2 separate regions of the Homo sapiens genome follow, and region 2 is linked to region 1. Evidence: read pairs that join two places in POLR2A ChIA-PET (ENCODE). Cell type or tissue: A673. All regions are shown on one strand. Each heading gives the region's core, and the rest is flanking DNA. Links, peaks and the distances in the headings are about the cores only.

Region 1 (2,927 bases), core at 428-2,927:
CAGAAGATTTTGCTTAATCAGTGAAGAAGAAATTCTTATTAATATATTTTTAGATATGAGAGCTATACAAAGAATTCACCTGCAATGCAATCAATTAATAGTTGTCCTCTATAACAAGTAGGTAAATGGACTACAGGATTTGTCCACTTACATTGAATAGAATTTGTTCTACAGCTGTTCACAGTGTAGTAAGACCTCTGTTGCTCTCGCCCTATCCCGGGACTGCTCTAGGAATCTAGCTTACTTCCTACCTGCTCTGAGACACAGTTGTACAAGCTCAAATGGAGACATTCTAAGAATAAATTAGCTTCTAAGGCATTCTGAAAACAGCAATGTTTGTAAGATTTTTTGGTTTTTTTGGTGGGGGAAGCAGACACAGGATCACATTTTCAGAGTGATAAGCTTATCTAGAACCTCATTCCATAACACTGGGGGCTTATGTACAACCTCCTCCAAGGATGAAAATTCTCCTTCAGTTTTTTATCTAGATGTCTCTTTAGCCCCTTTTGTAGAGATATTTACACTACCACTAGAATAGTATTGCCTAGTTACCTATTAACTTATTCTGAAGTCATTACAGTTGACCCTCGAACAATGCAGAGGTTGGTCGTTAGGGGCACTGATCACTTTGTGCAGTAGTTTTGACTCCTCAAAAATTTAACTAACAGCTTACTTTTGACTAGAAATGATACTGATAATATAAACAACACGTATTCCTTATGTTATATGTATTATATACTGCATTCTTACAGCAAAGTAAACTAAAGAAAATATTAAGAAAATCATAAGAAAGAAAATATGTATTTACTATTCATTAAGTGGAAGTGGATCACTATAAAGATCTTTATCCTCATTGTCTTCATGTGGAGTAAGAGGAGTGGTTGGTCTTGCTGTCTCAGAGGTGGCAGAGGCAGAAGGGGAAGAGGAGGTGGAAGAGGACGCAGAACAGCAGGCATACTGGTTGTAACGTTTATTGGGAAGTCTGCCTATAAGTGGACCTGTGCAGTTCAAACCCTGATTTTACAGGCTACTAGGTGGAAGGGACTTGCCTTGTCTCAGATTAACCTTGTTTTTGGACTTGGACTTTTGGGGTTAATGCTGGAATGAGTTAAGACTTTGGGGGACTGTCAGGAAGGCATGATTGTGTTCTGAAATGTAAGGACATGAGATTTGGGAGAGGCCGGGGCAGAATTACATGGTTTAGCTTTGTGTCCCCACCCAAATCTCATCTTGAATTGTAATCCGCAAGTGTTAAGGGAGGAACCTGGTGGGAAGTGATTGGATTATGGGTATGGTTTCCCCATGGGGTTCTTGTGAAAGTGAGTGAGTTCTCACAAGATCTGATGGTTTTATAATTGTCTGGCATTTCTCCTGCTCACTTCTTCTCCTTCCTGCGGCCTTGTAAAGAAGATGCCTTGCTTTCCCTTGGCCTTCTGCCATGATTGTTTAAGTTTCCTAAGGCCTCCCCAGCCATGCTGAACTATGAGTCAATTATACCTTTCCTTTAAAAATTACCCAGTCTTGGGCAGTTCTTTATAGCAGTACAAAAACGAACTAATACAACAGTATTTATCAAATTGTAACTAGAAAGGAAGTAGAAACTTGATACAATGGGCAAGTTAATCTGGTCTAATCCCTAAATCTTATTAAATATGACTTCTTGATTATTTTCTTAACATTTATTTATTTATTTAGAGATGGAATCTCGCTCTGTCATCCAGGCTGGAGTGCAGTGGTGCAGTCTTGGCTCACTGCAACCTCTGCCTCCTGGGTTCAAACGATTCTCCTGCCTCAGCCTCCTGAGTAGCTGGGATTACAGGCACGTGCCACCATGCCTGGCTAATTTTTGTATTTTTAGTAGAGACGGGGTTTCACTGCATTGGCCAGGCTGGTCTCGAACTCCTGACCTCATGATTTGCCCACCTCGGCCTCCCAAAGCGTTGGGATTACAAACGTGAGCCATGGCGCCTGGCCAGCATTTTATTTTTAATCACATGTATTGAATAGATTATCTAAGACCACTTCCAGGCTGCTTTCTGTTTTGCCATGCAGCAGAGCTCTAAACCATCTTATAACTCTAATCAGTTGGTATGGTCATGGAATTCCTATTCATCTAAACATAATATGATTTCCCAGAAAATCTTCTGAGAAAATACCCCTCAACACTAGGCAAATATGATGTCTTCCAAATCACTCTTTTAAAGATCTTTGCTTTGCTTTTTGGACCACATTACATTATTTAGTTATTTAACAACAATTTGTTAAATCCTTATTAAGACAAAATGCTGAAAACTGAATCCTACTGCCCTTCTTTAATAATTTTTATAATTGGGAGTACCCCTAACCCTGAAGTTTCCTTATAACTTTTTTTTTTTTTTAAGAAAATGTGTTCCCACTTTGATACCTTATTGTCAGTCCTAATCGTGACTTTCAGTTGCGGTAGTACACGTTCCACTTCTAGGCTCCATTCTGCAGCATCTGTTGTGGATTCCAAAATATCTTCTTGTTTGGCAGTCTCGTTCATATCCTAAGAAAGGAAAGATATCACAAGATTGAGAGTTTATAAAAAGAAATGGTAAAAATTTGAGGCATTTTAGCAGTACTGCACAATTTAAATCAAGAATTGGTAGTGTTAAAATTATAGTGGAAGAAGAAATTATTTTCTGTCTTCCTACAATGTTGAAAGAAAATAATGCACCAACCTGGTAGAATAGCAAAATATGTATTAAAAAAGAAGCAAATATATGATTCAACTATTTTTACAAGGAAAAATGTTTCTGAGACATCAGATTGAACTCAATAGGAATACCATCAAATGGACCAACAAGCCATTTAGGTATGTTAATTGGTAACAGTAGAGAAGATGTTTGGTAAGAAAACTCACTCATGTTTGGTAAGAAAACACTTAAATCGGGCATGGTGGTGGG
Region 2 (2,927 bases), core at 258-2,757, 300 kb after region 1:
CCATATCTGCTGAGTTGCTTGTTTCTGTGATCCCACAGGTTCTGACTTTATTCCAGAGGAGACACATTTCAAAGACTGGTGAAAAGAAAGGTTTAAGAAAAGCCACCTCACCATAAAATTGCATCCTAAGAATCCACTGCACAAGGTGTGCATTCTCATACACCCCAGGAGGGAAAAAATTGGTACAATCTTTCTAGTGGTTAATTTAGAATATGTACCAAGAGACTATAAAAAATTCATAATCCTTAGTATTTTCACTTCTAGGAATCTAGCATAAGGTGAATCTGATATACAGAAAAAGTGTTTAGCTACAGAGATATTCACCTCAGTGGGAGTGAAAAAAAACTTGAGTCTAACACTAAGAGAATAGCTCAATAAACAACAGGACAAATGCCTGATAAAATCTTAAGTATCCACTTAAATGTTTATGAAGAGTTCCTAACGATATTTGAAATGCTTAAACGATTAAACTGAGAAAGCAAATTCTATATGCCAAATGTCTATGCAGCATAATTACAGTCTTTTGGTAAAAAACAAAAAACACTAACATGACCATACAAAAGCAGCTGCAAATAGATAAAAACAGAATAAAAACTGTAAAGATATACACCAAATAAAAGAGATGTTTGCCATTGAGTTGAAATATCTTTCTACTTTTTCATAGCTTCCAAAGTTACTATATTGACAATGTGCAGTTTTCTCATAAATAAGTAAACTTTGGACAGAAGCAGCCCTACACCCCTACGGAAGCAAGACCACTTCTCTGGGTCCCTAAGAACAGAACTCTAAGATTCTGTCTTTCATTTCTCATTGCCATTACCAGATTTTGCTTTGACAACTAACAAGCCTTACTTCTGTGGCCAGCAATTCTTCAGCATCATCCAAGCTCTCCACAGTAACTGCTCCACAGGAGCAAAAGTGGAAGTCTGAGGGATTTGCAGATACCAGGAGCAGGTCTAGAGTGGGAAAACGATTCGTTAAACAGCTTAAAGAAATCTGCAAGGCCTTAGAAAATAATTGGTCAATATTCGCAGTTTAGTCTACAGTTTATATCATACTTGTAAACAAGCCAAAATAAAATCCATATTTTAGACCCAAACTTCTACAATCAATGTTTGCCCTCTATTAACTTGTCAGTCATGTGTTAATGCCTCCCAAGAGAAGACAGGCTGGCAAATTCAAAAAGCGGATTCAATTGCAGCAGTTTCAATTGGTGTAAAAAAAAACAAAAACAAACAAACAACAACAACAACAACAAAAAGACACGTAATGTGTGTTGGCAAAACTCTGAAAACAGGAATTTGGCCTAGATTTATGACTGAGGGCTGGAGGATAAAAGTATTTTGTAAAATTATAAGTAGAACAGACCTGAGCTTCAAAAGCTACGAAGCAGCCAGAAGCTGGGGTCAGCGCCCAGGGAACATTAGCAGGGCAACCCTGTCACATCACATCCTCGCTATTAGAGAACTGAGTCTGTCTTTCAAGGGATCCATAAATCAGCTGCTGTGTTCAGTGCTGCACCCTGATATGTCTAAGAGTCCTGACATGATTCACTTAGTCAGGAAACATAATCCAGGCTGAAGCAGAGGCAGGCTGTCAGCCGCGCATCATCAGCTGACTTGGCAGAATCACATTAACCTTTCACTGTCCAACACTTGCTCCCAGTGAAGTTTTTTTGAGCTGATCTTATTTTTCTATTTATTGCTCAATAAAGTGAAAATCGGTTATCTTGAACTCCAAATCTCAGAAACAAAGAAATTGGGCTACATAAATGTTCATAGCAGTTTTGTTAGAAAACAAGTCAAATAACCATCTGCAGTTGAATGGGTTAACAAACTGTTGTATATTCATACAGTGGATTATTATTCAGCAAACAAAGGAATAAGCTATAAATACGTGCTAGAACATGGAAGAATTTCAAAATAATTATGCTGGGTAAAATAAGCCTGACAAGAAGAATATACACTCTATGATTTTGTCTTTAAACATTCTAGAAAATGCAAACTAATCTGTGGTGACAGAAAGCATATTAGTGGTTACTTAGGGACTGGGGCTGGGAAAGGAGGGCTCCAATGAGTGAAAAGGGACAGGAGGGAGGTATTATAAAAGATCCAAGGACACTTTTGAAAGTATACATGCATTATGTTGATTGTGGTGACAGTTTCATACACACTCATATATATGTTAACACTTACCTGTTATATACTTAAAACACGTGCAGTGTACTTTAGGTGAAAAGAACATCAATAAATTTGTTTTATAAAACTTTAAAAATAAAATTGGCCTAGCTTAAATCCAGCAGAAGGTGAATATGTGTATTTTAATAAAAATATCCTGTAAAAATTTTTACAGTACTTGTTTTTGAAATGATTTTTATTTTTTAAATTGACAATTTAAAATTGTATATATTTATGGTGTACAACATGATGTTTTGATACATGTATACATTGTGGAATGGCTTATTCCAGCTAAGTAATGTATCTGTCATTTCACATACTTTTTTTTTTGTGGTGAGAATATTTAAAATCTACTCTGTTAGCCATTTCAAGTATATAATACATTGTTATTAACTATAATCACTATGTTGTACAATAGATCTTCTGAACTTATTCAACTTTTTTAGATTCTACATGGGTGAGATCATGTGGTATTTGTCTTTCTGTCCCTGCCTTATTTCATTTAGCATAATGTCCTTCAGGTTCATTCATGTTGCCATACTTGACAAAAATAACAAGATTTTCTTTCCTTTTCTTTTGAGGCAGGGTCTCATTCTGTCACCCAAGCTAAGGTGCAGTGGCATGATCACAGCTCACTGAAGCCTCAATCTCCCAGGCTCAAGTGATCCTCCCACCTCAGCCTCCCTAGTAGCTGAGACCACAGGTGTATGCCACCATGCTCAACTAATTTTTAAATTTTTTGTAGAAACG

What was found. ChIA-PET counts read pairs that join two places held together with the same protein. Peaks named below come from ENCODE experiments on the same cell type or tissue, not always from the same donor. Only the 100,000 strongest peaks of a DNase experiment are listed, where the experiment ranks them.
Region 2: POLR2A ChIA-PET joins it to region 1 with 12 read pairs; 2 of 35 experiments call an interaction of 5 or more read pairs at or near these places.

The regions. Positions count from the first base shown.
Region 1 is chr3:108,189,117-108,192,043 of GRCh38, forward strand. It overlaps IFT57 (intraflagellar transport 57), which reads right to left. Exons shown (of 11, transcript NM_018010.4): 6 at 2,405-2,527. Among named protein-coding and RNA genes, the nearest start is that of IFT57, 32 kb to the right of the region's middle. RefSeq lists a silencer at 233-433. In A673, for the core only: no CTCF peak of the experiment used is centred there; no DNase peak of the experiment used is centred there.
Region 2 is chr3:108,485,571-108,488,497 of GRCh38, forward strand. It overlaps MYH15 (myosin heavy chain 15), which reads right to left. Exons shown (of 41, transcript NM_014981.3): 10 at 853-956. Among named protein-coding and RNA genes, the nearest start is that of MYH15, 24 kb to the right of the region's middle. In A673, for the core only: no CTCF peak of the experiment used is centred there; a DNase peak (open chromatin) is centred at 1,571.